2 separate regions of the Homo sapiens genome follow, and region 1 is linked to region 2. The links are chromatin loops, found by intact Hi-C in ENCODE. Cell type or tissue: heart left ventricle. All regions are shown on one strand. Links, peaks and the distances in the headings refer to the core of each region. The heading gives the core; the rest is flanking DNA. Region 1 overlaps PLXNA2 (plexin A2). Region 2 overlaps PLXNA2 (plexin A2).

Region 1 (5,370 bases), core at 144-5,143, 56 kb before region 2:
GGAGGAGACAATCCTCTACTGAGCTGAACTGGAAACGCCTGATTGTCATTTCTTCCCTGCTTTGCCACTGACGCCCGCAGCAGCTGATCAGGAAGGTATCAGATGCCTTCACTAGCTGTCACTAACACCTGCCTCCTGAATCCTGATCGGGGAGATGGTGTCATCGGGCCCTCCACATAAAATATTTAGTGGCACTTGCTTCCCAAAGAGGCAAGCGTGGCCTCTCCTTGGCATCAGGAACGCTCCGAGTTACATGTGCTGGGAGACTCTCTTGTTCAGGCGAGAGTCCTGGAGCAGCATACCTGGTTTGAGACTTGGAGTAGGAGAGAGGGAAACTGGTAGAACAGAGACTAGGCAAGTTTTGGCTCTTGAGAATGCATGTGACAAGTGACTTCATGCACTAAACAGAGAGGGATGTGACAGAAAGAAGAAAGCATCATTATTAAGAGAAAACTCCTGAGGTTGACACTAGCAGAAAATTGGGGATAGGAGGAAGTCACACTGGGTATGCAAAGTCAAATGCATGTTTGTTTACCAGTGTCTACCAAACTGAGGATGGGAAATTCATTCTAAGACAGATGATGGGATGGATGGAGGTGAGGAGCTGGAAATAATGACAAATAAATTGCTAATAACAAAGGCTAATGTATCTTAAACACTTAAGATGGCCATGAACTGTTCTAAGTGCTTTTATATGTATTAACTGATTTCATTGTAATAATCCTATGACGTAGCTACTAGTACTAAACCTATTTTATATAGATAGTTAGATAACATCATAGAATGGCTAAGTACCTTGACCAAGTGTACACAGCTATAGGCTCCATTTGCGTCCAGGCACCTAAGTTCAGAGCTCATGCATTTAATTGTTATATCGCACTGCCTCTCACCAGAGGCACAAAGGTGGGCTCCATCCTCCCTTACTCAGAATGTGGATAGGAGTCCTGATCTTTGCCCACTGGGCTCTGCTTGGAACAGCCACTTAGTCACATCAATTTGGCATAGAAAGATGAAGGCTCTCAACGTGCCCTTGAAGTCAGCTGTCTTCATGAAGGCCACACTCCCAAGGTGGGGTGCAAACCTCCCCTCACTGCAGGAGACTGTGCCTCCTCTTGACTCCAGTGTCCAATGACAGCTGCTCCCAGGCGGGCAGTCCCTGAGTCCTGTGAGATGAATTCACTTGGCTGGTTATCAGGAGTGGCCTGTCCCAAAGCAAATGCTGCATGAGGGTGAGAGGAAAACAGCCCAGCTGGAGTGGTCTGTTTAGAACTACTGGCCTGAAAAAAAAAAAAAAAAAAAAAAAAAACAGAAAAAGAAAAAAGCTCCTGACCTAATCAGCCTCTCCAGGTTGGAGCAAAAAACCTCAGCTGCTATTGGAATCACAGACTCCAGGAACTGAAGGAACTAAGCTTCGAGGTAGCATTTTATCTGAAAAAGGAAATCTTATAGGTTGACTAATTCAAATACCTTTTGTTTTAAGATCAAGAAATAGGCTCATGGAAATGCCAGACTGGTCTAAAGTGAGTGACACTATAATTCATGAGTCACACAGGCAGAATGTGAACCCAGGGTTCCTGAGTCTCCCACCTTTCTTCCTGCCCTGTGACCTCATGCCTTCTAGACATCAGGACGTTTCTCATTCTCAGTCTAACTCTCAGGATCCTGTGTTTCCACCAGCCTTCCTGCAGTCTGCGGAGAGGCTATATTGGGACTTGTGCAGTAGTATGACAAAGAAGATCACCTTGGATCTATTTCTTTCCCCTTGCCACATGCTTCCCAGACTGAGCTCTGTCACTGGGTCGGGGAGGCCTAGGGATCAAAGGCACACCCACAGTGTTCATCTCATTGTGGGTGGGAAAGGAAGAATATAAGCAAAAAGAGAAGTCAAGAGCTGTGGCAGGATTTCAGAAGTGCCATCTCCTGTGGAGTCTTCAAAGACAATAACAGGCCAGGTGCAGTGGCTCACGCCTGTAATCCCAGCACTTTGGGAGGCCAAGGCAGGTGGATCACGAGGTCAGGAGATTGAGAGCAGTGTGACCAACATGGTGAAACCCTGTCTTTACTAAAAATACAAAAAAAAAAAAAAAATTAGGCGGGTGTGGTGGCACGTGCCTGTAGTCCCATCTACTGTGGAGGCTGAGGCAGCAGAATCGCTTGAACCAGGGAGGCGGAGGTCTCAATGAGCTGAGATCATACCACTGCACTCCAGCCTGGGCGACAGAGCAAGACTCTGTCTCAATAATAATAATAATAACAAAAACTAACATAAGTTAAGTGCTCACTGTGTGCCTGCAACCATGCTAAGAGGTTGGTCTCTATATTGTCTCATTTACTGTCATGACAACTTGAAAGGTACATACTGTAGTTATTCCCATTCTACCAGAAAGGGACATGAGACTTGACTTGCCTCAAATCCCAAATTTGTTCCCAGATTCTGTCTAACAACAACAAAAGCCACTCACTATTCAAACTGTGTCTTGGGAGGATACCAAGCAGGGAGGTGAGGTGGCTGATCTTAACCGCATACTAAGTCCTTCCATGTTATCTCTGCTACCAGAACCCCCTTCCTCCCCTCGCGGCTCCTCAAGGAGGAACCACTCTCCACCTGGAACCCAAGGAGATTTTCTTCCCAGCGACAGGGGCAGAGAATGGCCTCTTGCAATTCCCCATCCAGCTGGAGAATTTAAGGATTCTGTTATTTCCTTTCCACAGCTCCTCTTCAGGAATTCACGTCCTGCTACCGGCCTCAGGACATAGCTAAAAATAACCTCTGGTTTCCAAACTGAAAGCCCTGTCTGTTGGGAGGCTTTGCCGGTGTGCGCCTGGGGCCGGAAGGGCTGTGTCGGAGTAGCTGAGGTCAGCCTGAGTCTCATGCCGGTGTTGCCTTCCTCTTTCCAAGGAAGCCCAGGGCCTCATGAGTCACCCCGAACACCCTGGGGGAGTCGGGTTGGAGGAGGGAGTTAGGTGGGACCTACTGTGGCACCACGGTGGCTGCCAGGCCGAGGATGCAGAACTGAACAAGAGGAAGGGTCGTTCCTAAAGAAACTCTAGGGGATTCTCTAAGTGGTGTCTGTTCTAATTATAACCCAATCCAGCCAGAATGGGGAGTTGAGGGAGAAAGGCCTCTCCTAAGCTGCCTTGGAGCAAACTCTCCATCCTTCGGGTGTTTCCATCCCTGCCACCTTATGTGCCCAGAGTTCTGTCTGGACTTGCCTGAGAAGGTTGCTGGATGATCTTCCAGCTGAGAAAAGCTTTCTCTGCCGGACAGCTCGCTGCCTTCTCCTGGTGCCGCAGTCACTTCCCACTGTCCCTCTCCATAAGTCAGGACAGTACCATGATAGTGATGGAACAGGCCCTGCTCTCTGACCTCCAGGTCCTGCTCTCTGACCTCCAGGCTCTGCTCTCTGACTTCCTGCCCCTGGCCCAGACTGCCCCTGGCTACAGGCTGTCCTCAGGAGCCCCACCTTGCCCCTCTGGGCAGCTTCCTTGGAACAGGGAAGAATAAGCACCAAGGCTCTGGAAGTGGAGGAGCCTTAAAGCCTGGGAGTCAGGAGGCAGGGGGAAGAGTAAAGGAGTCAGGGCTAGAGACTGGGCTTCGAGCATGGCCCACTGAGGCCCGCTGGTGATTTCATGGATGCTGAAACAGTCAGGAGGCCCCAGCAGTGCCTGAAATGAGACTGAATCTCACCTCACCACCCTTTGCTGCTCCCCACATTCTCCCAAATCTGGTACCCCTGCCCCAGGTGGCTGAAGCTGGACTCAGCCAGCCAGTAACCCCTAGCAAGGAGACTGGTTCTCTGTGTGTCCTGGCTTCCCATGTGCTCTGCCTGCAGAGAGGCAGAGGTTGAAGCAATTTCCCGAGGACCTGGCTACCTGGCAGCAGCTGGGCGTCCACCTTGAGAAGGATGGGGGAATCTCAAGAGATCTGCCTGTCTCCCGAGGGCTTTTCCGGCTCCGGAATGGCACATGTGGGAATCCCAGTCTTGTTGGCTACAACATTTTTCCCTTTCCTAACAAGTTCTAACAGCTGTTCTAACAGCTAGTGATCAGGGGTTCTTCTTGCTGGAGAAGAAAGGGCTGAGGGCAGAGCAGGGCACTCTCACTCAGGGTGACCAGCTCCTTGCCTCTCTGTGGATAACAGAGCATGAGAAAGTGAAGAGATGCAGCGGAGTGAGGTGATGGAAGTCTAAAATAGGAAGGAATTTTGTGTGCAATATCAGACTCTGGGAGCAGTTGACCTGGAGAGCCTGGGGGAGGGCCTGCCTAACAAGCTTTCAAAAAACAGGAGCGACTTCCACTGGGCTGGGATAAGACGTGCCGGTAGGATAGGGAAGACTGGGTTTAGTCCTAATATCAAATTGACTGGCTGGGTGAACTTCAACAGCCTTTTAACCTCTCTGGGAGATGAAAACGATGGCTTAAGGGGCCAGAAATAGAGATGCTTTGTAAAATAAAATTTTAAAAAAAGCAAGTATTTTATAGCATAAAGGCTAGAGACCAAAATAGATAACAGGATTCCCTGAACATTCCTAAGAGGGAGAAAGTATGTTAAAAATAGAAAAACCAAAATGCAGAAGGAGGAGACTCACAGAGCTAAACCAGGATGGGGACCCTGGGTCAGGCCAGCCTCTTTGCTCCTCCCGGAAATTATTTTTGGTCTGACCACTCTGCCTTGTGTTTTGCAGAATCATGTGAGGGCCAACCGGGGAAGGTGGAGCAGATGAGCACACACAGGAGCCGTCTCCTCACCGCCGCCCCTCTCAGCATGGAACAGAGGCGGCCCTGGCCCCGGGCCCTGGAGGTGGACAGCCGCTCTGTGGTCCTGCTCTCAGTGGTCTGGGTGCTGCTGGCCCCCCCAGCAGCCGGCATGCCTCAGTTCAGCACCTTCCACTCTGAGAATCGTGACTGGACCTTCAACCACTTGACCGTCCACCAAGGGACGGGGGCCGTCTATGTGGGGGCCATCAACCGGGTCTATAAGCTGACAGGCAACCTGACCATCCAGGTGGCTCATAAGACAGGGCCAGAAGAGGACAACAAGTCTTGTTACCCGCCCCTCATCGTGCAGCCCTGCAGCGAAGTGCTCACCCTCACCAACAATGTCAACAAGCTGCTCATCATTGACTACTCTGAGAACCGCCTGCTGGCCTGTGGGAGCCTCTACCAGGGGGTCTGCAAGCTGCTGCGGCTGGATGACCTCTTCATCCTGGTGGAGCCATCCCACAAGAAGGAGCACTACCTGTCCAGTGTCAACAAGACGGGCACCATGTACGGGGTGATTGTGCGCTCTGAGGGTGAGGATGGCAAGCTCTTCATCGGCACGGCTGTGGATGGGAAGCAGGATTACTTCCCGACCCTGTCCAGCCGGAA
Region 2 (5,370 bases), core at 182-5,181:
AAATCGCCATAGTCAGGGGAGTCCTCATTAGGAGCTGTGGTCCAAGATTTACTGAGAGAATAAGGTTAAAATTCAGCACTGAGATAAGTGAAGCTTGGAAATCATACATGGATTTCCTTTGCCTAGTTGATGCTTATCCCCAGCAACCTAGAGAGGCTGGCAGTCAGCAAACTGACATTCCAACGTAGCCCCAAGCTCTGCTCTCTATTTTGGGAACTCCCTCTCTCATTCAGTAGCCCCAGGTGCAGACTCAGGTGCGGAGTTGCAGCAACACACAGAATTCCATTGTGCTGAGAGCTTCATGGTTTGGAGTGAGGAGGAAGGAGTGCTATGCCTAAGCCAGGTGAAGTGTGAGGAACCGAAACCAGAGGTTTAGAATCCATCTATTTACAAAGAGACCCTTCCTTCTAGGTTTCTTTCAATATGTGTTTCCCCTCTCCTCCCACTCCACATGGCACCTTTAATTCTTACATCAATGCATGAAGTTCTCATTCTGTGTTCTTTGCGGTTTTCATTGTTATAAACTTTGTACATTTGTTGATTTTCCTTTCCTCACCCTGGAACCCATGGACTTTATCTCTCATTCTTTTGAACTCAGAGGCATTTTCCAAACTGCTCCATGTGCATTTGTCATTAAGCCTCTTAGTTACCTGTATTGCTCCCTCTCAAAACAAGCTGCTAAGGTCAAAGACTAGATCATACTCAGCATTCTGTGCATAGCACCATACTTTGCACAGGAGGCATTCAAGCTGTATTTGAATGCCTTCCTTATTGGATCTTCAGGAAGTACCTGCAGGTCAATGATCATGTCTTTTTGTCTTTTGGGATCCCTGCTGCCAGCTCAGTGGGCTGAGCCTGCTGAGGGTTCCAGCAATGCAGACCAGTTGGCTGCCTTAGGTCCAAGCCAGCCTAACATCTGCTCTTAGGACAGTCACCTAAGCCAGAAATCTCTCGGAGAGAAGGTGTGTTGTAGCAAATCTGTGACTGGGAATGGAACTCCCATCACTAGTTGCTGATGTTATCGAGATTTTTTTCCCTTTTTCAAAATCTCACTATTGTGGTTGATTCCTTTCTGTGTTGTGTTTAATGTGAGAAACATAATCTGCCCTTATGATTTCTTTGTAAAGGTGGGGTGGTGGGGAAGGAGGGGTTCCCTTTTCAGAGTTCTCTCTCCTTGGACAATTAGAGATGAGGCCTACGCATGGGAAGTAACTCTCAGTTCATCGGTATGGAAGAAAGAGCCCTCAGCTGTAGCAGGAAGTCAAACCTTAGTGGGGACCTTTCTGAGCAGGAGGGAGGAGTACAGTAAGCACTGAATCAGCTTGCCAATGGGAGTTGTAGAACATTTGTTCTCTCTGATCAAAAAATGAGACCCAGATGTCCTGGCCCACGTGGGAGAGGATGAAGTCACCGGAGGCTTGAGGCCGCTCTCAGTCCTGGAACTCTGTAGTTCTGAGGTGAGGCAGGGACGCCACTGCTCAAGCTGCCTTCTGGTCCTGAGGGAGTGGAGACCAGGGACCCCAAGACCAGCTTAGGGTTGGACCAGCCCCAGACCACATAGGGGTAGCTGGGCTTGCGGGGTTTTGAGACAGATGAAGTTGAAAGAGGCTATTGACGAAAGCTGCCCCGTTGTTGTTTTCCTAATGGGAGGGTTAAGGCGAACAAAATCGTGGAGAGAATGGAGGATACAGGAAGAGCCCTAGAGAGGACATCAGAAAGCCCTTACTGAAGTCCACGCTGCCACTTCCTAGATGTGTGACTTTGGGCAAGTCTCATAAACTCTCAGAGCCTTGTTTCCCCAAATATAAAACCGGGGTAGTAATCCTCACCTCACAGGCATGCTGTGAGGGTGCAATGAGGTATTCTATGTAGAAACACTCAGACACAGTACAAACATTCTCTAAACACAGGGTACTATTATTTCCTCCCCTCTGAGACTTACTTCCTTTTCCTGGGTAAGAGAACATAAGCTATAAGATGAATGAGGGCTTGGGTGCACCCACCAGAGATCTGCTGGCATGCCAAGGATGCCCAAGCTCCAGGCTGAGAAGGAGGGAGGCCAGGTGACTGCCATGGTCCTCATTTGCTACATGGCTCCCCAGGCCTTAGAAAAGAGGCAACATTAATCCCTCCATCTCCACAGGCCTTTGCCAATCATTGCGGCAAATTCAAACAGGGGGCACAAGAGAAGCGGAGGGTCCAGCAGCTTTGGTTCCGTCCCTGACTTCCCGCCTCAGAGGCCTCTCATCACTGTAATTCCCCTGGCAAGGCCCCCACCTAAGCCTCTTTGCTAACAGAGTATTTTTAACCTGCCACCTCCTTGCAGCTTTGCCGATCTGCAGACAAGGGTCCCGGCGAGATAAGAGAATCCGTTAGTGCCGCTAGAGTCAGGCAGCGCCTGCTAAGTACTTCCTCAGGAGCTCCCTCCTCTGCCCCCAGGGAGCCGCTGCCGGACTGACGCCCAGGGATCTGAAGGCGAGGAGGGCTGGGTTTGGCACCTGCATGAAGGGAGCTCCAGCTTCTTCACTCAGCCCAGCCTCTAAAACAGAGTTTGTTTTCTCTATCTTAGGTGTTTTCAAAGATGGTCCCTGCCCTGGCTTTTTAAGGAGCCAAATTATTCCACTTCTAAGGGTATCAGATACTTTCATCTTCCCTTTTCCCTCCAAATTCTGTGGGGATTTGGAAAGAAAGTATTTCTTAGAAGGTGTCTGGAACTGGCCCTCAATGGAAGACACCACCAAAAAGCAACTGGTACTAAACCTCCCTATGAGAGGGAAGGGAAGGAAGGCTCACCTCTGCTCTTACCTTTTGCATTAGGGCATGCGGAGCAAAGAACTGCAGAGTCCTGAACAGGGTTCAGGGAGTAGGGGCAGAGCTCTTGTTTCTCCTCTTCCGCCTCCTCAGGTAGATGTTGGTGGTGAATGGAGCAGAAGAGGGTTTTGGGGAACAAAAAAGAGGCAGAGGTGGATTGGGCTGGGAGGGGCTTGCCCAGGAAGGGGAATCACAGAAGTCTTCCCCTGTAGCCTGCAGGGCTAAAGGTGTCCCCTAACCAAATGCTCTCTAATGGGGCACACACATGCCAGCCCCTTCCTGCTAAGGTCAATTTCCATGCTAAATTGTTCATTATTGCCATGCGGCAACACTGTATGGAAGCGTCAGAACCCACAAGTGTGGGCAGAGTGGACAGGTGAACACATGAATACACCTGCCTTCCTGTGCTCCATGGGGGGAAGCGGCCCCTTTGTGGGGGTGGTGATGAGAAGCCCCCCACATGCTGACATCCAAGAGTGGGAGAAGGGCATCTGGCCCAGAGGCAGAGATCATCAATTCATTTAGCAAGAATTTATGGAGCATCGACTTGCCAGGCACTGTGTTCAGCACTGGGGACACCAAACTCAACAAAACAAAGGATGGTTGGGAGAAAGGACACCAGCAAGTTGTTGCACAAATAACTGCTTATTACATGGCTGGCCAGTGTTGTAGAGATGTCCAAAGTTCAATAAGCAGCATGGGAACCTGTAACTAGGGAACCAGAACTACTGGGAGAAAAGGGATCAGGAAAAGCTTCCTGGGGAAGCAATATTTAAGCTGAATTGTAAATGCTTTGTCAGCCTCTCTGTCTCATCCCTAATATGCACAGTTTAGAGCTCCCTACCCCATGCCCCTTGGGGCCACCCATCCACATTTCCCACCAGCCATCCCAGGCAAAGGTGAGCTCTCTAACTCCCATACTGCTCCCTCTCTCTCATTTCCCACATTGAGTTTGCTGCCAAATCTTGTCTGTTCATCTTTTCCCTCACCTGCCCTCCTTTCCACCTCCCTCCCCCAGCCCAGGCTGAGACTTTTATTATCTATTCTTGAACTTGTGCTGGCTCCTGCCCTGCCTTCTCTAAGTTAGCTTTCACATTTTTTATATCATTTAATGGCTCTCCGCAGCTTGTAGGTAGGGTATAGCTGAGTCTCTTGAGCAAGGTCTTGGCATCCCTCCACCAGAAACAGTTTATCCCTCCCTACATCCCTTCCCCATGCCACTTCTGCCACACTCACACCCTGTTCTTCCAGCTTTGCCAATCCCTCCCTCTTCCCTAAGTGCCCCTGTGCCTTGGCTCAAGGGTCAGTCCATGCCTATGTCTTGACTCAAGCTGTCCCTGCCATGCCTCCCTCTCTCTGCCTGATGAAGTGCCCTGTCCTTTCAGGTTTAAGTTATATCACACCTCCTCAGTGAAGCCTTCCTGATTTGCCCCTCTATAATCCCACATTTCTTATCATTGGTTACAGCACTTAGCAGAGTCAGCCTTGTATGTGAGTTGCTTGTATTTCTTTGTTAGAGGCAGTGTGCACAGTGGTGAATGTCACAGACTTTGGAGTGGGATTATTTGAGCTCAAAACCTGGCTCTGTTCTTACTAGGAGTATGACTTTGGGCAAGCTACTTAACCTCTCAATGCCTTACTTTCTTCATCAGGCATACAGAGATAATAACAGGACCTACCTCATAGAGCTATTGTAGGCATTTAATGTCTTCATACAGGTAAAGCACACGGAACAGTACCTGTTTGTTATTATGTTTATTTCATAGTTTATCTGCCTTCCTTGCCTGATTGTGAACTCCTGGAGATCAAGAAGCATGCAGGATTCATCTTTGTACTCCCCTAAAAAGATTCTGCTTCTCCCCATAGTCTCCTCAAAGAAAGAAGCACAAAGGGCCAAAGCTAGAAAGGACCTCAGGGCTCACCTTGAGTAAATGCTAATTTTATATATCAGTCAACTGAGGCCCAATAAACTGAAGGACTTGCCCAAATCACACAGCTAGAAACAGCTCTGGAAACCTAGCAGTCAGGAATGTAATACCCAGGTCTAGCTCACATCTCTCCTGCTCCAATACAAATGCTATTTCTACCTCCTCTTTGGAGAAGAACAGATGGTCAGTGTCATCTCCAGTCTTCCCTTGGCATATCACTGAGTCACATTTTCCAATCACCCTCAGCCTTCTGCCCTTCCTGCTAATGGATGTCAGCTGTCCTGAGCCCTTTGGCCTTTCCTAATGAGGCAGGTTTTTCTACCTTCCCATCAGGGTGCTGTGCTTCTACACAGGGTGCTGCGTGTTCTTTAAATAGAGAGCTCTAAGGAGCTACAAGCAGGATTTACGCTTGGCCTCAATGGAGACTCCAGGGCGAAGAAGGGGAGAGATCAAGTTGAGGCACACACAGGCTGGCTCCTGCTCCCCCTCTCCTCCCAGCACCTACCCTGCCAGGCACCCAGGCCACATTCAGACTCCTCCTTTTACTGTGGATTCAATACAATCTGGAAAATGCATTAAACATGACACAGAGTAGTTGACGCGTAATTAATAAAGTACAGATTTTGGCTGG

The links. Peaks named below come from ENCODE experiments on the same cell type or tissue, not always from the same donor. Only the 100,000 strongest peaks of a DNase experiment are listed, where the experiment ranks them.
Region 1: a loop joins it to region 2, with 2.0 times the contacts of the local background. A loop is called at or near these places in 14 of 110 quality-filtered maps.

Annotation. Positions count from the first base shown.
Region 1 is chr1:208,217,318-208,222,687 of GRCh38, reverse strand. It overlaps PLXNA2 (plexin A2), which reads left to right. Exons shown (of 32, transcript NM_025179.4): 2 at 4,686-5,370. The coding sequence starts at 4,766. All of the region lies in intron 3 of LOC105372884 (a long non-coding RNA gene), which reads right to left. Among named protein-coding and RNA genes, the nearest start is that of PLXNA2, 24 kb to the left of the region's middle. RefSeq lists an enhancer at 2,730-3,024. In heart left ventricle, for the core only: no CTCF peak of the experiment used is centred there; a DNase peak (open chromatin) is centred at 2,877; H3K4me3 peaks cover 242 bases; H3K27ac peaks cover 5,000 bases.
Region 2 is chr1:208,161,839-208,167,208 of GRCh38, reverse strand. The region is part of intron 3 of PLXNA2 (plexin A2); the gene reads left to right. Among named protein-coding and RNA genes, the nearest start is that of PLXNA2, 80 kb to the left of the region's middle. In heart left ventricle, for the core only: a CTCF peak has its summit at 2,435; a DNase peak (open chromatin) is centred at 2,430; H3K27ac peaks cover 959 bases.